Regions from separate parts of the Homo sapiens genome. Here regions 1, 3, 4, 5 and 6 are each linked to region 2. The links are chromatin contacts, found by Hi-C or POLR2A ChIA-PET in ENCODE. All regions are on one chromosome and are shown on one strand. Each heading gives the region's core, a stretch centred on a gene start or an enhancer-like site at or near the end of the contact. The rest is flanking DNA. Distances are from core to core; before and after follow the strand shown. Region 1 holds the start of DCAF10 (DDB1 and CUL4 associated factor 10). Region 2 holds the start of DNAJA1 (DnaJ heat shock protein family (Hsp40) member A1). Region 3 holds the start of ZBTB5 (zinc finger and BTB domain containing 5). Region 4 holds the start of ZCCHC7 (zinc finger CCHC-type containing 7). Region 5 holds the start of SLC25A51 (solute carrier family 25 member 51). Region 6 has its middle 71 kb from the start of RNF38.

Evidence for each region. Hi-C counts contacts between places; a loop is a spot of excess contacts on that map. ChIA-PET counts read pairs that join two places held with the same protein, here RNA polymerase II (POLR2A). Pooled maps may share reads with other maps.
Region 1: a loop to region 2 is called in a pooled map, with 14 times the contacts of the local background. The contact joins the promoter of DCAF10 here to the promoter of DNAJA1 in region 2. A Hi-C loop is called at or near these places in 7 of 50 pooled maps.
Region 3: a map of CD8-positive, alpha-beta T cell shows a loop between it and region 2 (6-fold over the local background). The contact joins the promoter of ZBTB5 here to the promoter of DNAJA1 in region 2. A Hi-C loop is called at or near these places in 2 of 168 maps with a recorded cell type or tissue (CD8-positive, alpha-beta T cell and naive thymus-derived CD4-positive, alpha-beta T cell) and 12 of 50 pooled maps. POLR2A ChIA-PET finds 5 or more read pairs at or near these places in 2 of 52 experiments (activated CD4-positive, alpha-beta T cell and activated T-cell).
Region 4: a loop to region 2 is called in a pooled map, with 21 times the contacts of the local background. The contact joins the promoter of ZCCHC7 here to the promoter of DNAJA1 in region 2. A Hi-C loop is called at or near these places in 4 of 50 pooled maps.
Region 5: a pooled map shows a loop between it and region 2 (6-fold over the local background). The contact joins the promoter of SLC25A51 here to the promoter of DNAJA1 in region 2. A Hi-C loop is called at or near these places in 5 of 50 pooled maps. POLR2A ChIA-PET finds 5 or more read pairs at or near these places in 2 of 52 experiments (GM10248 and activated T-cell).
Region 6: a loop to region 2 is called in a pooled map, with 2.0 times the contacts of the local background. The contact joins the enhancer-like site here to the promoter of DNAJA1 in region 2. A Hi-C loop is called at or near these places in 1 of 37 single-sample maps with no recorded cell type and 3 of 50 pooled maps. POLR2A ChIA-PET finds 5 or more read pairs at or near these places in 2 of 52 experiments (CD4-positive, alpha-beta T cell and HepG2).

What each region holds. Positions count from the first base shown.
Region 1 is chr9:37,798,786-37,802,436 of GRCh38, forward strand. It overlaps DCAF10 (DDB1 and CUL4 associated factor 10), which reads left to right and starts at 2,012. Exons shown (of 7, transcript NM_024345.5): 1 at 2,012-2,620. The coding sequence starts at 2,082. LOC105376037 (a long non-coding RNA gene) reads right to left here and starts at 2,106. Exons shown (of 3, transcript XR_929599.3): 1 at 1,882-2,106. RefSeq lists enhancers at 1,541-2,142, 3,094-3,143 and silencers at 1,984-2,503, 2,724-2,783.
Region 2 is chr9:33,022,765-33,026,522 of GRCh38, forward strand. DNAJA1 (DnaJ heat shock protein family (Hsp40) member A1) reads left to right here and starts at 2,509. Exons shown (of 9, transcript NM_001539.4): 1 at 2,509-2,619; 2 at 3,711-3,758. The coding sequence starts at 3,721. It also overlaps a transcript of APTX not described here. RefSeq lists enhancers at 1,349-1,944, 2,267-2,561, 2,539-3,133, 3,090-3,159 and silencers at 2,420-2,569, 2,850-2,989.
Region 3 is chr9:37,463,960-37,467,320 of GRCh38, forward strand. ZBTB5 (zinc finger and BTB domain containing 5) reads right to left here and starts at 1,491. Exons shown (of 2, transcript NM_014872.3): 1 at 1,256-1,491. RefSeq lists enhancers at 413-1,098, 1,099-1,784, 1,785-2,470, 2,471-3,156 and a silencer at 1,319-1,418.
Region 4 is chr9:37,118,544-37,122,437 of GRCh38, forward strand. It overlaps ZCCHC7 (zinc finger CCHC-type containing 7), which reads left to right and starts at 2,031. Exons shown (of 9, transcript NM_032226.3): 1 at 2,031-2,080. It overlaps LOC105376034 (a long non-coding RNA gene), which reads right to left and starts at 1,857. Exons shown (of 3, transcript NR_188580.1): 1 at 1,253-1,857. RefSeq lists an enhancer at 1,693-1,772.
Region 5 is chr9:37,902,683-37,906,307 of GRCh38, forward strand. It overlaps SLC25A51 (solute carrier family 25 member 51), which reads right to left and starts at 1,445. Exons shown (of 3, transcript NM_033412.4): 1 at 1,386-1,445. It also overlaps the pseudogene PAICSP1. RefSeq lists a silencer at 886-1,645.
Region 6 is chr9:36,469,217-36,472,570 of GRCh38, forward strand. It overlaps a transcript of RNF38 not described here. Among named protein-coding and RNA genes, the nearest start is that of RNF38, 71 kb to the left of the region's middle. Within about 2 kb of position 1,900, at least 30 of the 41 ENCODE cell types and tissues checked have a DNase peak (open chromatin) inside an H3K27ac peak, as active enhancers do; they include CD4-positive, alpha-beta T cell, where a contact is called at or near this core.

The sequences.
Region 1 (3,651 bases), core at 762-3,261, 4.8 Mb after region 2:
GTGTGAGCCACTGTGTCTGGCCCTTGATTCTTTTTGTCAGTGCATAAGTCCTGGTTCAGGTATTGTGAAATCAAGTGATCATCCCACAGGAAACTGAAACTGAAATTGAGCAGCCATCATTCTGGTACCTCAAGGGACTCTGCAGGAAGACCCTAGGGGGACTCTGCCAAGAACAAGTCTAACCTGTTCTGAGTCTGTCTCTTTTTATGTATCTGTATCTCCTCCTACCATCAACTTTCTTTCTCACCGTCTATCCCAAGTCTGTTCTCTCATGGCTGCTGCTTTCTCATGATTTCTCTTACTCCTTTGGTTTGCTCAGGACTCCAGCGGCCTCACTCTGCCTTATGACTTTTCAATCCCAACCATCATGGCCAACTGCCTCACTTCTGATTTCCCAATTCAAATTCCCAAGAGCATGAGTCTGTATGGGCAAAGACTTTTGGTCTGGCAGCCTCATGGACCAGTGGCTAATCTATAGCCTGGTTACTCAAATAGTTGTCCTACCCCGGCTAGTAGGCAAGGAAAGCTAAGTAACAGCTACAAAATTCGACAGCCTAGGACTTCTAGGATGGGTTCAGTAGAATATACGTGCTGGCATACACATGAAGAGTGTGAATGCCAGGCAAGTAGGCTGCTACAGTAGATTGGACCCATCCAGGGGGTCTCCAGAGAAGTAGAACCAATAGGAGATATAGATATAAGAGAACATTTAATATGGGAATTGGTTCATATCATTGTAGAGGAGTCCCATGATCTGCAGTCTGCAAGCTGGAGAACCAGGAAATCTGGTGGTGTAATTCAGTCTGAGTCTGAAGGTGTGAGAATCAGAGGAGCTAATGGTATAACTCCCGGTCCAAGACTGAAGGCCTGAAAACTGACGATGAGTCCCCAAGTCCAAAGCCCGCAGAACCGAGTTTTGATGTCTAAGGGCAGGAGATGGATGTACCAACTTAAGAGAAAGTTAAATCACCCTTCTGCCTTTTTGTTCCTTTTCAGTCTTTAATGAATAGGATGATGCCTGTCCACAATGGTGAGGGCAGATCTTCTATTGATTCAAATGCTAATCTGTCCTGGAAACACCCTCACAGGCACACACAGAAATAATGGTTTTCCAGGCTATCTGGGCATCTGTTAGCCCAGTCAAGTTGACCCAGAAAAGTAACTATCACCTATTTGCCATCTTTCATTTAAGCCCAGATACACAGACTGGCTATCTCAGCCATTCCTTGGGTAGCACATCCAAACCTGTTTCCTCTCAGTCTCTCCTTTGCCTTGTGACAAATAGGTTTTGGAAGAAGCTGCCTGTGGTCACCCTGAACTTGTTGTGCCTTTAAGAGTTGGGCATGCTGGCCAGGCGCGGTGGCTCATGCCTGTAATCCCAGCACTTCGGGAGGCCGAGGCGGGTGGATCACGAGGTTCAAGACCAGCCAGGCCAAGATGGTGAAACCCTATCTCTACTAAAAAATACAAAAAATTAGCCGGGCGTGGTGGTGGGCGCCTGTAATCCCAGCTGCTCGGGAGGCTGGGGCAGAGAATTGCTTGAACCCGGGAGACGGAGGTTGCAGTGAGCCGAGATCGCGCCACTGCACTCCAGCCTGGGCGACAGCGCGAGACTCCATCTCGGAAAAAAAAAAAAAAAAAAAGAGTGGCATGTCACCTATTGTGTGTGGCCTGCACGTAATGCACTAATTCTTAATCCCTCGCTGATCCCAGTGTAAAGTGGAGACACCAGTACATACTCAGCCTCACAGGACTGACTGGTCAGGCCACTCATCCCCAGGCACGCGGCCACCGGTCACTGACAACTACAGACCGACTCTGCCACCCAGATCAGGTGCCCAGATGCTCAGTCGCTCACACAGGTAACTACTCGCTCCCTACCTCCGTTCCCGGGACTGCGGCGCCCCAAACCCGGCGGTGTCTCAGCTTTCCCGGTCCCCGGCGGACGGTGGCCGAGGGGCGGCGCGGGTTTCCAGCCGGTGGGGTTAGGCCGCTGCACGCCGGAAGTGGCAGCTGAACAGGGGCACTGAGGTGTCGGCCGGCGGGGCAGTGGCCCGGAGCGGGGGGCGGGGGCGTTGATCATGTTTCCCTTTGGGCCCCATAGCCCTGGAGGGGACGGATCGGCCGGAGCCGGGGCTGAGGAGCCGACGCCCCACGAGGGGCAGGCAGCAGCCACCGGGCCGCCCTCGCCACTACATCCCGGGGCTGATGCGACCCATCCCCCTCCACCCGCCCGAAGCCCTCGCCGCCCCGGCGCCCCATCGCTGTCCCCGGCCCCGCGCTCCGGAGAGCTAGGGCTGCCTGGAGCTCCGGAGTCCTCAACTGCCTCCGCCCCGGGAGAGCCGTCACCTCCCTCCCCTCCGTGCCGGCGGCCCGGGCCAGACTGCAGGGCCAAGAGCCGGGGCCGACACGGCCTCGGCGCGGGCCTGGGCGGCCCTGGCGCTAGGCTGTTCGGGTGGCTGAAAGAGCGCAGCCTGGGCCGCGGGCTGTTCGTGGACCCGGCGCGGGACAATTTTCGCACCATGACTAGCCTCTACGGTTCCATCCACCCCGCGGACTCGGTGTACCTCAGCACCCGCACCCACGGCGCCGTCTTCAACCTCGAGTACTCGCCCGACGGGTAAGCGCGGCCCCTCGGAGGGCGGGCGCCCGCCTCCGCCCGGCTCTGCTGCCAGCGGACGGCCGTCCTGGGCTCGCTCCCCGCGCCCGGGCCGAGGTTAGCGAGGCCGTTTGGGGCCGCTGGCCTTCGTGCCTCCTGGCACTTTCTGAAGCGCATTCTCGCCCTTGGAATCCCCAGCCCAGCTTTTTGAGGCAGGCAGGCGGGGCCCCACTTGCTCGCCTTCAGGACTTGGGCTCTGTGAAGGAGAAATGCCCGAAGCTACACAGCGGACCTGTCAGAGCCAGCCCACAACTAGGGCTTTCTGGTACACAGTAGGTGCTCAGTAAATACATTTTGAATAAATGCCCGCTTTCTCCCCATCATCCTAGGCTCGCGTTTTCCTACCTAAACCTGTGTCGGGGTAGGAAAGCTGTAGATTCCTTGCACTCTGTACCTGAACTTGCCATGATGGGGCAAGTGCGTTCCTTTGCTCAAGGAAGATACAGTACTAAGACACTGTAGAGACGTGGCTCTCATGATTTGGGTCATTTGTGAAGTCCCCAGGCTAGACTACAGCCTTTTTCTTGGCTGATTAAATATTTATTGTATGGCTTTGCTTTAAAGGGAACTTTCCAAAATCGTATCTATTTAAAACTTTGTCTTGTCAGTACACAAGTCCGCCATCAAAAGAAAAAATGTGCACAGTTCCACCATGAGGTGACATAGTTAATGTAATTCTTACCCCACCAAGCCTCTCGGTTGCTAGTTGTTTACTCAGTTGTTCATTCATTCATTCTCTCATTCGGCGTATATTTGTTGAGCACTTGCTATGTTCCAAATGCAGGAGTAACCATGCTGAGCAAAACCAGCTAATGGCACTGTTTTCATTGAGCCTGGGACTTAATGGTTCAACTAGATAGTAGATAGCCTTACTAAATAATGCATAAAATATATTTGTTAATTGAGATAAAGTCTTGAAGGAATCTGTTATGGACACTGTGTTCACGGATTCCCTGAGGAAGTGGCACCTAAATGAAAATAAAAATGAGTAC
Region 2 (3,758 bases), core at 1,259-3,758:
ACGAAGACCACATACAAAGTTATTGCCAGTTTTTTTATTTTATTTTACGTAAGAATGCTTCTTAAAAGTGTTAACTTTTTTGTTAGTTTCGTTTTTAGACAGGGTATTGCTCTGTCGTCCAGGCTGAGGTTCAGTGGTGCAATCACCACTCACTGCAGCCTTGACCTCCCAGGTCCATCCTCCTGCCTCAGCCTCCCAAGTAGCTGGGAGTACAGGCCCACACCACCACACTAACTCTAATTTTTGTAGAAACGAGGTCTTATTATGTTGCTCAGGCTGGTCTCAAACTCCGGGACTCAAGGGATCCGCCTGCCTTGGCCTCCCAAAGTGCTGGGATTACAGGCTTGAGCCACCATGCACCCCCTACTCTTCCTTTATTAGCATTTAACACTCAACTGTTTGTTTCTGGTTCCCTATGTTGTGAGCTCCTTGAAGGCAGGGACCACGACTTATGTGATTTTTTTTTTTTTCTGAGACTCGACAGAGTCTTGCTCTGTCAACCAGGCTGGAGTATAGCGGCACCATCTCTGCTCACTGCAACCTCCGCCTCCCAGGTTCAAGCGATTCTCCTGCCACAGCCTCCTGAGAAGGTGGGACTACAGGCACGTGCCACCATACCTGGCTAATTGTTTCTATTTTTAGTAGAGAAGGGTTTCACCAAGTTGGCCAGGCTGGTCTAGAACTCCGGATCTCAGGTGATCCGCCACCTTGGCCTCCCAAAGTGCTGGGATTACAGGTGTGAGGCACGGCGCCCGGCCTGACTTACGTGATTTTTGTATTACAAAGCCCTAGTACACTGCCTGGTAATATTAGACGTTTATTAACGGTTGGTTTAAACAAAAAACTTTATACCAGAGGTGATACTTGAGAAGGCAACACCTAAGATTGAAAAAAATCAGGTGTCTGTCAGCCAATGCAAAAGCATACAAAGGTGAAAAGGCGTATATGGGAAACTGCGGATAGTTCTGTGACTGGAATGCACAGTTAAAATTAATGAAAGAGAAAAGGCTGAAGAGGCAGCATGAGGATGCTTCCAAGGATAAAGTTCAAAATTCTTAGCGTAGCATATATACCAACAGACAAAGGCATGCCCTAACTAGCTTTGAAGCCTCACCTCCGGCTATTCTAGCTCCCTTAGCTATGGCTATATCCAATTAGTTGCAATTTCCTAAAAACATCATATTCTTCCACACCTTAGTATAGCCTTCCCCTGTGCTTTGTCCACTGCTCTCCTCCCATTTTCAAAACTCAGCTCAATTGCCACTTTCCCAAAGAAATTCTCTCTGATCTATCAGGTTAATATAGGAGGCTCTCCCCTACTGACTTCTACCTCATGGTTTCTCTGGCAGTCTGTTGACTTGTTTGGCTTCTCACTAAAGTCTAACTGGGGCTTTTCAACTCTGCATCTCCAGTTCTGTTTTTGTTTTAAATCGAGACGGGGTTTCACCATGTTGCTTGGGCTGGTATCAAACTTCTGAGCTCACGCAATCAGCCCACGCTGGCGTCCCAAAGTGCTGGGATTACACACGTGAGCCACCGAGCGTGGCAAACTCCATCTTTCTTGGTGCTAGATACTGACATACCTGCTGTGTCCCTGGATAAAGAAGCGGACCCCAATTCCCATTAAGCCCCCGTGGTACCATTTTCAAGTCCGAGGTCTTACGTTGCAGATTGTACATCCAGGTTCCCTGACCCGTAGGATTTAAAAGTGAGGTCAAATAATTAAACAAATTGTTTTAGTCAGACACTCTTGCGGCTACTCTGTAGCCAAACTGGGTGAAAACCTGACCAGAGGAGTCCACGGCCCTCTGTACATCAAAGACGGTCCAAACGTCTCACTGTTTAGCTCAGTCCCAGACACACTGAGCTCAATCTGCACGAATCAGCGAGGTCCAGGGCAGATAACATGTGTCTAGGGGCCTGGACTTGCACAAAAAGCCTTAACAACTTCACAATTTGATTAATTATGCCGCCTTGGACCACGCGTGAAAAACAGCAAGACCCAAGGCCTATGCTATTGGTCTGGGGACTAGACCCACCTGGCTCAAGCATTTTTTGCTCGCCACGTTCCCAAAAAGAGAAGAGGCGCCCGTAAGAGGGGGGGGGGGGGGGGCAAGACTGTTCCAAGAGCTTTCCCGTTCACACACAGCTCCCGCTGGGTCACTGTACTCGAGCCCTTCCCGCCCTCGCGGGCCCAGGCGGCCACCCCACAGGTTTGGGAACCCTAGGACTTGCAGTGCTCCTGGGCCATGCCCCACCAGCCGGAGACTTCCGCACTCTCAGGCTCGCTGAGTGGAGAAAAGGGCTCCAGAAGATTCCACGAGCGCCGGGAAGCCGCGCTAGCACCAACACCCACAAGGCCTTTCGGCGCAGCTCCTCCCGACCCGTGCGCCCCCGCGCCGTTGCCCAGGTAACGGCGGGGCGGTGGCAGCGGCCGAGAAGGGCGGGACTTCCGGCGGGTGACGCGCCCGGGTTCGGCTACAAAAGAGGACGGCTGCGGCGCGCCGGGCGGAACTTTCCAGAACGCTCGGTGAGAGGCGGAGGAGCGGTAACTACCCCGGCTGCGCACAGCTCGGCGCTCCTTCCCGCTCCCTCACACACCGGCCTCAGCCCGCACCGGTGAGTTTGAGCCCTCGCGCTGCCCCTAGTCCCCTGGCTGGCGCCATTGGCGCCGGGAAACCGATGGAGCCGCGGTCGGGAGGCAGTTGGCCGCGTGGGTAGGACCGCTGTCAGTTCCTGGGCCCACGATTTCCCTTTTGGAGGGCTGGTGTGGTGCCCTGGCAACCCATCCCCGGCACGCACAGTGAATGGGCCCGAGACCTTTCCTAGACCTCCCTCCTTCCCCAGCCTGGGATCTCCAAGGAGCTACTGTCTTCGGCTGCCCCTCCGTGCGCGCCCCCGCGGCCCCCCTCCCCGTCCGTGCTCGCTCGGGGTGGGGGGGGGGAGTGGGGTTGGCGACCCTGCGCACGCGCACAGGGAGGCAGGGGCGAGGGGCTGCGGGGGGAGCCGGGCGGAGACTGCGGCTTTTGGTTTCGCTTTCTCTGTTTCCCCTCCCTTTGTTTGTTGAGGGCTGGGCTTTCCCCACCGCCACTTGGGTCCAGGGTGGGAGGGAGAAAGGAAGGAAATCGGTCAGCGCCAAGTGCAAGGGGAAACCTGGCAGGTAAACTCTGCCAGCCTGAGGGGCGAGAGGGATTCGGCTGGAGAAGCTGTAAGCCGTGGGCGGTGGAGGGCTTGCTGTGTGGAGCCAGTAACCTGTTCTATAAACCACTCCCCCCCACCACTGTGTGCCCAGACGTCTTTTTCTGGAGAGTATATGGAGTTTATCAGATTTGCCAAAGACAGTGATAGTGTAATGACCGGTAGACTGAACATATCAGTGCTTCTTTTGGTTACAACTGTCACCGCCTCTAGGGCAAACGGGAAGAATCCAGATAATAGTTGTGTTATATTAGTATGGAAGCTTTGGTGTAGGAAAATTGGAACCAGCTGCTAGAAGGCGGCTCTCAGATTATTTCCCGATAATGATTATTTGTTTTGTCTGTTCGAGTTTATAGCTGAATTATCGCAGGAATTGTTACCTTTTTGGTGAAATTTAGGGAAGGTGGTGTTCTTATAATCGGATTTTGCAAAGAGATTGCTCGGCCTTAGCTCTCTTTTTTATTAAAAGCTACCAGTTGAAAGCCGGTTAAAGTTGCATTTTCTTATTTCAGGCAGTAGAAGATGGTGAAAGAAACAACTTACTACGATGTTTTGGGGGT
Region 3 (3,361 bases), core at 241-2,740, 4.4 Mb after region 2:
AATCTTCCCAAATTTGATGAGATTTCCATAAGGGTTAAAAGGAAGAGTGAACGGTTTCCTTTGGCTTAGGGGCTTTTCTCTAAAATTCCTTGTCTTCTTCCCATCTGGACTTTTCCCTCTGAACTATTAGCTTACTGCCAACCACCGTCCCCACAGAAATCACAAGAGTTTAGGCAAATGAAAAGCAAGTTCTGCCCAGCCTTTTACATCTAAGCACAACAGCCCATACTAGGACAACAAATTACCAATGACTTAATGACTAAGGCACAGCATTCTCTTCAACCTCTAAAGAAAAGCCCGTAATGTCCTCTACTTAATACAAGTGAAAAATATGAGAACATGTTTTGGAATATTTTTGCTTCAATTTTTGAAGGTGAAGAGTTCCTTCTATTAATTCAAGTTAACTAGAGTCAGAAGATACTACTTAGTAATCAACTTTACTGTGCTTTCACCTAAAATTTTTCCTCCAAATTATTTAGGATTTGCCTTCTGTTCAGAAAATTAGTTTCCACAATATCCTTCACTATGCCAGAATGCTGACTGACTTAAAAAAAAATGACCATTATGAAAGGAAAAAACTAACCTTCAACACCCCTTAATTCACTGCCTTTTATTATTTACATACAAATCTGTCCTCCAAACAGGAGAAGATGGGACGGCAGTGTCTTACCACCGCATCCCCCACAGCTCCTCGCACGAAGCCTGGGAGTAGTGGGCATTCAATAAATGCCTATTAAACACTTCAGTCCTCTCATAACAAGTTGGGGCATTCCGAAACACTGGCTCCACCCCTCCAGGGTCGGCCGCTGGCTCCCGATGGCAGTCTGCCTATGGCCTTGCTCTGGTGAAATGAAACCTCGTCGCTCAAGACCCAGGATGGGGGCAAGGGAGCCGTCCGACCACATCCCGCAGGGCAGCAGATCCTCTCTTCATCCCGCCAGGCCGCTGGTCCTGAGGCCTTTCCCACCCCATTCGGGAACCTACGTCGCCAGCCGGGGATCCACAGGAGTACCAGCCCCCGCCCCACCCCGCAGACAGCCTGGCGTCGGGACACCGGGGACGCCTGCGCAGAAGAACCCGCCTGGCCCCTTGGCTCCAACGGTAACAATGCTCCCCTCCGAAAGACAGCCAGAGTAGTCCGGGGGCACCAGTACACGTCTGCGCGCTCCCCGACGCCTTGGCGCGCCCCTGGTGCTCAACCTTCCCCACGTGAGCGCGCCCGCCATCACGATACTCGCTGACGGGGTCTCCTCACCTGAGTCGGGCTCCGCCCCCCTCCTCCTCGCTGAAGGAGGCGGTGACCCCTCTCCGATCGGACTCGGCAGTGTCAGAGGAGGTGGGAACGTCCTGACCAGCGTCTCCGTTACGGGACTTCCTCCCCCTTCCACCCGCCCCCCTCCCACCCCGCCTCTAGTCCCCTAGCTCCTCCAGCCAGTTCGCCGCAGCACTCTGAGAACACGGCGGCGGCGCCCGAGGATAAGCGGAAGTGACGTAATGCAAGAGCGCCTACTCCGCCCCATTCCGCCTCTCCCAGTTGGGCTGCAACCAATCAGCAATGGGAAGGGCGGGGCCGGGGTAGGAGTGCAGCCAGCCGGCGCGCGGAACCTGGAGGAATTTACTTAGCCCCCGGAAAAACTGACCAATCCACGGTCCCTGAAGTCTGGTTGTGTTTACTACCGACTGAATCCGTGAGCTCTCTGACCAATCACCCTTTGCCTTACAACATGTAAAACGGTTATCAAATGCCTTTTAGGGCGGGATTTATCACTAAACTGCTCCAGGTTTGGACTATAGAAATGCGGCTGTTCGCTGCAACCAATCAAAACCCTCTGTGGTTTAGGCTAGCGGGCTTTCCGCCTAAATCCGCCAATCACAACAACGACTGCGTGATGTCTGAGGGCGCCGGAGAGGCGGGCCCTCAGGGCAGGCCGTACCGCCATTGGCTGGTTCTGAAGGATTTTTCCACCCTCGTGGTGCCCGGCGCTTTAGTGACCCAGGGCTCTTCTCCGGGGTGAATTCCCTTCGCTGAACACACACACACACACACACGTAGAGGGCTGGAGATTGAGTTCCCACTTCATAGACGTTGGGAAAGATAAGATTCCAAAAAGCTCTTTAGGTTTAACTAAGCCAAAGTCCAGGGTGAAAACCGCGAATAAAAAACGCTGTCCATCGGATGGCAGTTAGGTCGGACCCCGCCCCTCGTCCAGTCCGGGTGGCTGCGCGTCTGGAAACGGTGGCGCCCCAGGAGCCCGGCGCTTGGCCCCGCACTCGGCTGCAGGTCAAATAAGCCTGTAGTCTGCATGCCCAGATTTATAATCACCTGCACTCCCCCCACAAAAAAATAGGAAGCGCTAAGCTCTCCCACTCCTGTCCCAAACGTGGAAGGGTCGCGGACTTGTATGGGACGCGGTCTGAAAAAAGCGAGCCCCGGGGCGACGCTCGGGTTTCCAGGTGCACCCTCGGAGGGAGAACCCGATCCCTGAGCATCGGACACTGGGGCCAGGGAAGAAACCCCCTTTCCTAGGGTGAGGACGGCAGAAGAAAGCTGCCTTCTCCGGCGCAGCGTGTCTGGGAGCGCTGCGTGGCTCTGGAGACAAAGGCAGGCCCGCGAACTCAGCTGGGTTCTTCTGGGGGTGGGGGTAAGGGTCTTGGAGGAGCTCCCAGAAAAATGGAACTCCCAGCCGGGCGCGATGGCTCACGCCTATAATCGCAGCAATTGGGAAGGCTGAGGCGGGCAGATCGCCCGAGATCAGGAGTTCGAGACCAGCCTGGCCAACATGGTGAAACCCTGTCTCTACTAAAAGTACAAAAATTAGCCGGGCGTGGTGGTGGGCGCCCGTAATCCCAGGCAACTACTCGGGAGGCTGAGGCAGGAGAATCGCTTGAACCCGGGAGGCGGAGGTTGCAGTGAGCTGAGATCGTGCCGCTGCACTCCAGCCTAGGCAACAGAGTGAGATTTCGTCTGGGGGGAAAAAAAAGGAACTCCCCGCTTTAAGAATGGAACACACCGAATACCCCTACAGCAGATTCCATCCCTTCAGTTACTGGTCGGAAGTGTTGATTTCAAAAAGCAACCTGTTTGCGTGGATTTCTTTAAGGGCTCGGTGGAGTCTGATGTTTAATTCTTTTCCTTAAGATTCGCTGACACTATAGCCATCACACATATTTTACTGACAGATTGATCGGTAAAATAAGGAAAATATGGAATGATGACAGTAAGCCAGGCAATAGGAGAGATTCTTTTGCGTATCTGTCTCTCAACGGTAAATGCCATGACCTAGATTGCCTCAGATTTACAGGCTGGCAAAAGTTTTAAAAATTGTATATTCAGAATTTAGGAGTGTGTGGAAGTGGACAC
Region 4 (3,894 bases), core at 781-3,280, 4.1 Mb after region 2:
CCGCCTGCCGGGTTAAAGCGATTCTCCTGCCTTAACCTCAGGAGTGGCTAGGATTACAGGCATGCGCCATCACGCCCGGCTAATTTTGTATTTTTACTAGAGACGGGGTTTCGCCATGTTGGTCAGGCTGGTCTCCAACTCCTGACCTCAGGTGATCCGCCCGCCTCGGCCTCCCAAAGTGCTGGGATTACAGGCGTGAGCCACTGCGCCCAGTCGCCCAGTTAATTTTTAAATTTTTAAATTTTTTTGTAGAGACAGCGTCTTGCTATATTACCCCGGCTGGTTTCGAATTCTCGGCCTTAAGCTATCCTCCCACTTCGGGCTCCCAAACAGGTGAGAGCTACCCCATTAGCCAGGCAGGCATTCAAACTTTATCAGGCCCAGAGGGACTTGAGTATGGTACTTCAGTTAGCACCATCCCATGTAGGTGGTGGTGGGGGTGGGGGTGGGGGGTAGGGGTGTGTGGCAATTGTTTAAAGGCATTTTGTTCTTTTCTTCCCAGTACCTGCATCACCCTTTATCTTCGTGTTCCTAAAATTTGTGATAGAAAGAACAATGTGTAGCCAATGGATAGCTTATGTTATTTTAGTGTCAATTCTTGGTATGTAGTTTAGCAAAAGCCTCTTCTTTTTTCCTTTAAAAATTCACTCGTGGCCGGGCGCGGTGGCTCACGCCTCTAATCCCAGCACTTTGGCAGGTCGAGGCCAGGAGTTCGAGACCAGCCTGGCCAACATGGTGAAACCCCGACTCTACTAAAAATACAAAAATTAGCTGGGCGTGGTGGCAGGCGCCTGTAATCCCAGCTACTTCGGAGGCTGAGGCAGGAGGATGGCTTGAATCTGGGAGGCGGAGGTTGCAGTGAGCCGAGACCGCGCCATTGCACTCCAGCCTGGGCAACAACTGCGAAACTCCGTCTCAGGAAAAAAAAAAAAAAAAAAAAAAAAAAAACCATAAAGAAAGAAAAAAATTCACTCGTAGCTGCTACAAGAAGTGTAATGGCTCATGCCTGTGATCCCAGTGCTTTGGGAGACAGAGGTGGGAGGATCGATACCTTTAAGCCTGGAGCTTCACAAGACAAAGAACTCAGTTGAAACTGCTGCTTATCGGATCACATATTAAGGGCAACTTGAATTGATGATCCCAGGTTGCCCTCATCAAACTTGGCCCAAATAAATTCTCCACTTATATTAACTTTGCCTCAGTTTTTCCTTTAGGTCGACAGTTATTTCTAAAGTTCTACAGATGGGTTTACCTTGTATTAAAATAAGGTGTGAGAAGGGCAAATGAAGCCAGAGGCTCCCAGCACAATCTTGCAACCTTCAGAGACTTCCAAAGGATCAGCATTAACTCCAATATTTAGCAGGAGTGCAGCTCTTCGAGATTCACAAAGTGTTAATCTGTTGCCTAGAATTCCAGAGAGTTGGAGGCGCCCAGTGTGAACTGTGTTCCGCCTAAAAGAAAAAGCGACCAGCCTAAGATCATGAGCGCAAGGGAGAAGCTTGAAGCCATGCGCTCTCAAGTACGCGTTTCCCGCTGCCCAGGTCTGCGGGCCAAGCAGCCAGCCACGCTGGCCCTCGTCATGCACGCGATCAGCTAGGCTCCCGCGCCACGTGGCACTGAGAAGGCGTCCACCGAGCGCCAGGGAGAAGGAGGCGGAGCCCGGCCTCAACCTCGCCCGTGTCCTCATGGGGGTTGTAGTTTTCCTCGCGGGGGTAGAGGGCACGAACTCCCCGGCTTTTGCCCGGTAAATAGCATCTCCTTCGTACGAGTCATTCAAATAATAGATGCAGCCTAGGTAGCTTCAAGAGAAGTTGGGAAGGGGAAGGGGGAAAGCAAGGAAGGCAAACCTAATAATTATGGGCGGGGCAGAGAACGGTTCGCACCCACTACGCATGCGCACATCAGGCGCGGCAGGTGGGCGGGGACGGAAAGGCGGTGACTAGAGCTGTGTTGTCCCCGGAAGTGCCTTCCCTCCCGGGTCTGCGCGGACGCGGCCTCCTTACCTCATTTGTCCTCGCCCCTCCCCGTCCCTCTACGCGTTTTGGTTCCCGGTTGGTGCTTCCTGTTCGCAGCTGCGGCAGTGAGTATGTGTGTGACGGACCCCCGCCGCCCGCGGCTCGGGACCCCTGCCTACCCTCCTTCTTGCCCGCCGGGCTGTGGAACTAGCGCGTGCCCCCTCGCCGGCCTCGACGTCTCCCGTCCGCCCCTCACTCGTGGCAGGGCGCAGCTCCTGGTCCGTCACCTGCGCGCCGCCCCACGCGGCCGGGCTGCGGGTCTAGGGGGTCCGCGTCTCCCTGGCTTTCCAAGGGCTAATGCCGTGATTCTAGAGCGGCTGGGCGTCTAGGGCCTCGGTGAGGGTGGCGTGTCTGCCCTTTTTATTTCCCCGCAAGGCCCCCAGTCTTCTAGGGAAGCCAGTCAGTGAAGCGCGGAGGTCCCGGCGCGCCGAGAGAGAGTCCAGTCTTTGAGGACCGAGTAGTCCTGGGCCACCTCCCGCCTCTGCTGTCAGAAGCAGCAGCTGCAGCAGTAGAATCCAAAATTTCGGGAGCTGTGACCCTTTCCTCATGTAAAACGAGTAGACTTGGACTGTGTTTACTAAGGCGCCCTTTATCCCTCCCATCCTGTGAGCGGACAGTTGCCTTCAACTTTTGGGAAGAGCTGCTGGTTCGGTGGAAAAGCTGTGGCTGGGAATCAGGAGGCCTGGGTTCTAGCCGTGGCTCCCCCACGGATTCGCTGGCGATTCCAGAAAGCTCTTATTGAAGCTGAATTTAAGATTATTTCAGATTGCACAGTTGAATTACGGGCTGCATTAGTAGGGCCTTTTTAGCTCAGTGAATAAGTTTCTCTGAGCTCCTTTCTCCAACTATAAAACGAGAGCGTTCAATTTGATGACTTTTCAGGTCCCCTCAGAAGCTCTTGACTTTGTGGTTTTCTTTTTCTTTTTAAAATTTTTTCTAGGACCGTTAGAGAAATGACTTCGTGTTTGAATAGTTAGGCTGTCGCATACAAAGACTTTTAAATGGATTGTGTGTATACTTAGGAAAGCGTTATGCTTTCAGGAGAATCTGAGCATGGGGAATAAAGTCAGGAAGGATCGCAAGTGAGGATTATATTAATATGATAATTAGCACGGTAAGAGACTGCATGACCGAAGGAAAAGGGCTAAGGGAAAGGTGAAGGAAATGTTTCCGGATAGGATTAGTTCTCGTAAAAATCATATATATATCCCAAGAAGAGCTGGGACTTAAGTGACTAAATTTAGCTTATTTTTTTTCCCCCACTGAAATACTGTGCTCTGTTTGTCTTTTGTGACTTTTGTTTTACACATTTGGATTCTCCATCCCAATCAGATTTGATTCAGAGTGGCCATCGCATTTGAAAAATGGACAGACATTTTAACCCTTTAGACAATTGTGTTTCAACTGTCCTGTCAGGGCAGCTTACTAAGAGTAAGAAAAATTTTACTTTGAAAGTAAAGTGTATTCATCACATTCCAATGAAAATTGGACTGAAAATGAGGCTGTGGATTTGATTTAAATCGGCCGGAGATGGATGCGTGTGTCATCAAGAAGGAACATCTAGGGAGGCTAAAGATATTTGGAAGTAAATAAGAGCAAAAGGTCAGAATGACCAGTAGGTAGACTGTGAGAGCAGAAGGATTGATTAAAGACTGTGTTAAGTAAATGCTGAAAGCTTAAATAAGCCTTAAGTTGTCTAGTTTAAAACAATTCAGTCAATGAATACTGCTCCCTCTTTTGAATGGTAATAGCCTTTGCAGTTATTCTATAGCTGTTTTATATTTGTTAAGGTATTTTAATTCTTAGATAAGTTTCATTTGCATGATATTTTAAGATGTTATATAGGAAACATCTTTTCTGGTCATGGGATTGATAGTTT
Region 5 (3,625 bases), core at 195-2,694, 4.9 Mb after region 2:
ATAACTTTACGCTTGTTTGCTACGTAAAACTATCTCATCATAAGGGAGCAGTTAATGAACTTGATTTTCAAGCAACTACAAGTGTCAAGCTTCTGTGACTAAGAAAACAGTGTAAAGTCTAAAACCTTATTATAATTTACAGCCTACATGGATCAGCATGATACAGATATGATCCTAGCACAAAGGTCTCTGCAAAAACTGGGGAGAGGGTGACTCCAATTCTCAAAGGATGTGAATTTCCACTAGTCAGCAGGTCTGAGTCAGCATTCAGAACAAGATCAGCCTGGGTCTAGTCCTAGTTACGACACTAGCTTGCCAATATAAAGACAAAGCAATATCTGATTTTAAAATCCACTGATCTGAGTTTGCTTTCATTTACCAAACGAGAGATCAGATGAGTCAACTCCTAGCTTGTTTTCCCCTGAGATGCGCTAAGGGTGATTCCAGTTCCAAAGCGGTAACCTGTGCTCTAAACCACTATGGGACCTCAAGAGTCCTAGCACCTTTTGATCCTATGGAATCCTTTCAAAGCACGGGCAGAGGCGGCTCAAAATGGCAAGGTCACTATACATTTCAAGGGCTTCTGTTTCAGAGATTACAAGTAGAGAAAAACAGAAGGTGGGAATTAAGATCAGCTAGGTAGAGCTGTGAGATGCAAAACAAAGGTTTTGCAGGAAGTTGAGGTGCTGACATACTCCATCTAGCTAAACTGAACACCAAATAATGGATGGAGACTAACACCACCAACACCATCGTCCCCGAAAATCCTTGTACAAGTGAGCTTCCTACAACGCGATGCAATATGCTGTCGCAGAACAAGCACTGCCAGGCTATGTAGCTGAACTTACCGTTCTCCAGGCGTCCATTTCCCCAACCTGTGAAAGGCGGGGAGGGGGTTGGACAAGATCACTAAGTCCTCTTCCGTTTCTGACACTTCACAGTCAGGGGTCCCGAGGTGAGGCCGAAATCCCAGTCTCCCGGGACGCAGAGGCCCTTGCGCGGTGCCATCCCCGCTGTCCCCCGGGCGCAGGCAGCTCCCGGCTCCTCCCCGCCCCTGCGGTTCCTGTGCACCAGGGAGGTGCCTCCCCAGCCCAGGGCGCGCCCGAATGAAGGGACAGCGCCTTCGCGGGAAAGGTCGCCCAGCAGCCGGACAAACACCCGCGGCAGGCGGGGGAGCCCGGAGCCGAGGAGGCTCAGAACTGATTCCGCCCGCGCCGCCTGGGTGGGGCCCGCAGGGACCGGGCCAGGGCAGCCGGAGCGCGCAGAAGACAGGGATGGGCCCCCAGGGCGGCAGCCTGCCCCAGCGGGCCCTTCAGCGCGTTTCCCCTCCCTCCAACCTCATGCGAAGAAAGCCCGGTGCTTCCCCACGCTCGTCCCACACTCACCCATCAGCGCCGGCGTCCCGCAGGACGGCTAGCGAGCCGGGGCCCGCGCAGGCGCAGACTGTGACCGACCCCGAGGTTGGGGCGCAGCGCGACGCGCTGGGCGCTGTTGGGGTCACGTGAGGGAGACACCGCCCCGCCCCGCCTCCCCTCCCTCGGCCCGCGGCCCGCCAGATGTCGCCAGCCTACTTCTCCTGGCCGCAGGCCGCCGCGGCGGGGCAGGTAGAGGGCCACGCCAGCACACCTGTCAGGATGCGGGCTCCGCTAGCCACCATGCTTCACCCTTGATGCCGTACGGTGGCCTCAGCGTGCCAGAAACAGCCAACGCGTTCTCTAGCGCGCTGCCTGCAGGGGGCGTCTGGGCATTGTCGGTTTTAGGGGCCTTGTCGGTTCTGCGGGGCGAGCGCCTTCGCGGAAAACTCCAAAGTACCCTCTGTGGAGCCTTGTTGAGTATCTTCAAACCTTCAGAGGGACCTTTTATCAGCGACCCATGCCGCAGTTTACAGAAGAACGCTTTGTGCGTGCTTTGGGACGTATGGATCACTTTTAAACTTTTTCCTTTGAAGCTCAGACAGCTTGCGGGGGGCTTGGGAGGAGCGCTGCCCGGGGAGTTAGAAGGCTTGGGTCAAAGTCATAGCCCTCATACTTCTTGAGAGTGACCTTGGGTGAGTCGCTGGACCCTGAGCCCCAAATCTCCGTCTGAAAAGTAACCCATGCCTTGTATGCGTCCTCGGGCTGTTGCAGGAGTCTTTGGAAATGATGGTTCTGACTCTGAGTTGGAAACTGGAACGCACACAACAGATGGGAGGCGTTGAAGGAAACAGAAAGGTCGGCCTGAGGGGAGAGGCGTTTCAGGAGGCTTGCGGATGTGTGAAGTGTGCGCACTGTGCTTGGGGCGAGCCCAAGCAGTAACCCCACCCGAGTGAAGCGTTCTTGGGGGGATCGGCTCCGGGTGGGCGACGTTCCCCGCGTGCCCCCTTCCCCCGAGAGCACTTTGTAGACACTGACTCCAAAAGCGGGTCTGGTCTCTGCCCAGCCCCACTTTGGCTGGCGTGCTTAGGTGCCTCTCGGGAAGCTGGAGACCACCCTCCCCCATTCCAGCAAACGCTCCATTGAGGAACCTACTGCGTGCCAGGTCCTGGGGAGCTTAGCGTCTGATGAAGGATACAACAACAAAAGACTGGAAATTCAGAAGCATGAGGGGACCTCCCCCCTCGAGGGAGAACCAGAGATGGCTTCACAGAGCAGACGTTTGAACTGGGCCTTGGAGGATGGATGAGTGGAATTTGGCCCAGTGGAGAAAGTCATAGCAGCAGGAGATAAGATTGTAAGGGTCAGGTGGTGGGGCTGGATAATGCGAATCTTGACTGTCAGACACAGACACCTGCCATCTAATTAGTACGCGAGGGATAAATTTTGGACTCCGCAGGATAAGGACAAGGCTACACAATGGCTTAGAACAGTTAATCGGGCAACAGTTGGAAAGGGCCTTTGCCTCAAAATTATGTTTGCCCTGTCTTGTGTGAATGCCTATTCAGATGCATTATTTGAAAAATAAATAAACCAGGCAGGCATCCAGCGTGTTCATAAGCATAAATAATTAATTTCAGATTAGAATGGAGAGGTTATTCTCCTGCGGTAAAACCTGAACAAGAAGGAAAAGACTGAAATTAAACACACAATTGGGGCACACCAGACTCAGAAAATCCCAGGCTAACGGGAAAACTGAGGTCTGGAGCTGAGCCCAGTCTGCTTCTTTTATGCTGCTGCAGGCCACAGCACAGTCCTCTGCCCCTCCAGCTCTTAGTTCCTTGTCAGAAACCCCCAGGCCCTTCATTGGCTCTTCTTGGGCATATGAATGTTGGGGATGAAAACCCTCTATTTTTGGATACCAGATCCATCTTAAAGTTAGCCCTTCATTTCTGTCCTCATCCACCCATTCCTGCATTCCATACCTCCAACCACTAGGTCAGCTGCCAGATATCCTCCAACCCAGCTGTGATCATGTCATCCCGCAGCTTAAAAATCTCCAATGGTTCCCCCTTGGTTCCCTCTTGGTTCCCCCAGTAAATCCAAACTCCTTAACTCGGTGCACGGGGCTGTCCTGTCCTGGCCCTTTTGCCAGTCTGTCCACCTCAACCCCAACTATATTCTGTGCTTTAGCCATATGCAGTCTCAGTGTTTTGCAAATCCTGTGTTCCTTAAGCCTGTTTCCCCCTTTCACCACTGATACATGTTAGCCC
Region 6 (3,354 bases), core at 650-3,149, 3.4 Mb after region 2:
GTTGGCCCTTTCTATATAGAGAGAGAGACATATCACAGTAAAATACAGAGAAGTGTTTTATGGAGTGCTATTCATTTAACATGAATGGTATTACTCTACTACTTTGTTCAATCTTTTTTTTCCCCCACTATTTTCAGTTCAGTTAGAAAATAATGTTCAAGGGCCAGGCACAGTGGCTCACACCTATAATCCCAGCACTTTGGGAGGCTGAGGTGGGCGAATCACCTGAGGTCGGGAGTTTGAGACCAGCCTGACCAACATGGAGAAACCCCATCTCTACTAAAAATACAAAAAATTAGCCAGGCGTGGTGGCATATGCCTGCAATCCCAGCTACTCGGGAGGCTGAGGCAGGAGAATTGCTTGAACCCGGGAGGTGGAGGTTGTGGTGAGCCAAGATGGCGCCATTGCACTCCAGCCTGGGCAACAAGAGCAAAACTCCATCTCAATAAAAAATAAAAAATATATATAATGTTCAAAGCCTGGTGCGGTGGCTCACACCTGTAATCTCAGCACTTTGGGAGGCCAAGGCAGGTGGATCACTTGAGCCCAGGAGTTTGAGACCAGCCTGGCCAACATGGCGAAAACCCGTCTCTACTACAAAATACAAAAAATTAGCCGGGAGTAGTGGCACCCACCTGTAGTCCCAGCTACTTGGGAGGCTGTGGAGGGAGGGTCACTGGAGCCTGGGGAGATCGAGACTGCAGTGAGCCAGGATCATGCCACTGCACTCTAGCCTGAGTGACAGAGTGAAACCCTGTCTCAAAACAAAAACAAAGAAAAAGGAAATAATGCTCAAGAAGCCAGGATGAGATGGATGGGCTTGATTCTCCTCGGTTGTTTCTACTCCACCACAGTGGCTCTCAGAACACACCCTGCCCTTCATGTGCATTAGCATCACCTAGGAACCTGTTTAAAATGAAATCTGCAGGCCCCACCCAGTGAGGTGAATCAAAAGCACTGGTGGGGGTGTCCAGCTTTTAAAGTCTAAGAACCACTACTCTACCTCCTGGTACTCAAAACTTTCTTCACCATCACCTGATGCCTTGCCAGAAATCGGCATTTTAACAAGATCCCCCTGGTCTACCTCAGGGCCACAAACCATAAGCCCCAATCCATAATGCTTCGCACCCATCCACACAGTGTCTGAGTGGTTTCTGGGAATGGGAAGTAGGGGAGGCCCACTGAAAGAGCAGTGGTTTTTCTCTCTTTGAATATGAATCTATCACTTACCAATCCTGTGGGAAAAACAGCACTGCATGCCCTAGTTAGACAAGAGTATGTTGTGTGTGTGACAGAAAGCACACAACTACCATTAAACTGCCATGGAAATTTATTCCGCTTAGATGTCACTGTTATGTTATAAGCTATTTTTCTTTTAAAATAAGGGAATTTCAATTTTAACCCCAGGCATAATAAAATTAACAAGATTGTCTAACCTTTGTTTGTATTGCTAATATTGTAGCAGGAATCTGTCACCTTAAAACAAACCAACCAAGGGGATATACCTTACCTTCTCTGCTCGAACAAGGACACCTTCACCAACATCTAGCCCCCACTTCCATGCAGCAGCCCCCATCTCCATACAGCATGGAGGAAGGAAAACTATTTCCAGTATTCCACCTTTAACTTCCTGCTGCCTCCCTCAAAGACTCATAGATTTTATTTCAAAATCTGAACCCGAAGGCCCCTAACTCCATCTCTCCCTTTGCTTCTCTCTCATTTTCCTCCACTGAGACTTCTCTGGTCTGTGGTACTGCAAACATGTCGGCTCTTCCAGCAAATCTACAGGTGAACTACGTACATATTTATGCCTAAGAATTGTACTGTCTCACTGCTCATTCCAGCTTGACTCAGCCTAACACAACGATGTGCTTTTTTAAGGCACTTCCAGTTTCACTTCTAGCTCCTACCAGGCTTCCGCCCCGCCCCAATGCAACATAGCCCCCTCAGTTTCCCAGACCCAGGAAGTAGCAAGGTCAATTCTGTGAGGCCCATATCCAATTTGACTTGCCTCTCTCTTCTTAAAGCAATCTTGGAATTAAAATTTCTAAAGCCCCCTTTCAATTTAATAACTTTTCTTCCATAGAAACAAGAGGTTTTAATCAAGCCTTAAAAATAAATTTGAGCCTTGTGTTTTTAATCACATAGCATTGGGAAAAATAATATAACTATTCTACCAAATTTCAAAAGGAAACATGTTTACATCTCAAATGTGCTACAAAAAGATCCTGGTATGGTAAAACTAGTTTGATTTCGACTCCCACCCCAACCTTTTTTAAACTTCTCCAACACAGTTCCAGAATAACTTGTCAAAATCACTTCTGAAGCGGTAATCCCAGCTACTCCAGAGACTGAAGTGATCGCCTGAGCCCAGGAGTTCCAGGCCAGCCTGGGCAAAATAGTGACTCTTATCTCAAAATAACAAAACAAAACTCACCCTGTCAATTAGACTCAAAAGATGTATAGTACTAACTAAACATTCCAGAGTCAAATTGTAACTTCAGTTTTTATCTCAACACAGAATTTATGAGTTGCACATAAATTTACTTTACTTCTTTTTAGAAATGGAGTCTTGCTATGTTGCCTGGGATGGTCTCAAACATCTGGCCTCAAGTCATCCTCCCACCTCAGCCTCCCAAGTAGCTGGGATTACAGGTGAGCCACCGCATCCAATTTACAAATTCACTTTAAAAAGTCAAATCTTTTCACTTCTTGCTTTGCTTCTTGGATTTGTTTGGGGAAGAGGAATGTTTCTTTTTTTTAGCAAATAATGGTAGCTTTTACTTGAAGCTTTAAAATATCAATTTTAAAAAAACAATTTTAAAATAACAATTTGTTTTCAACTATATATGCAGTTTTAATAAAAATATTAGATAATTCGATTACAAGAGTTCTTGACTTACATTCCTGCCATTAGCAAAGACAGTCAACAATGTCTTAAGAGCCACCAAACATATCAATCTCTAGATATGGTCTAAACCTAAGGTTATTTTAAAAACTAAGAACAGTGAGTGTGTAGAAACTCTTCAATTATCTGGATTAATCAGCTTTTATCCTGCCTGTATAGAATCAATGTCTTCCTCCTATGAATTCCACAGTTTAGTAATTATGAAAGGCAGAGAATTCATTTTTCCTTCCTAGGTATCCATAAACCAAGCTTCTCTAACCCATAGCCCAGGATGGCTTTCAATGCAGCCCAACACAAATTCATAAATTTCTTCAAGTGTATTTCATGTGTGGTCCAAGACAATTCTTTCAACATGGCCCAGAGAAGACAAAAGATTGGACATCCCTGGCCAGCAGTTAGCAGCACTCAAAGAAAAAACAGGCCTTATTCCAAAAGTTCATATAAT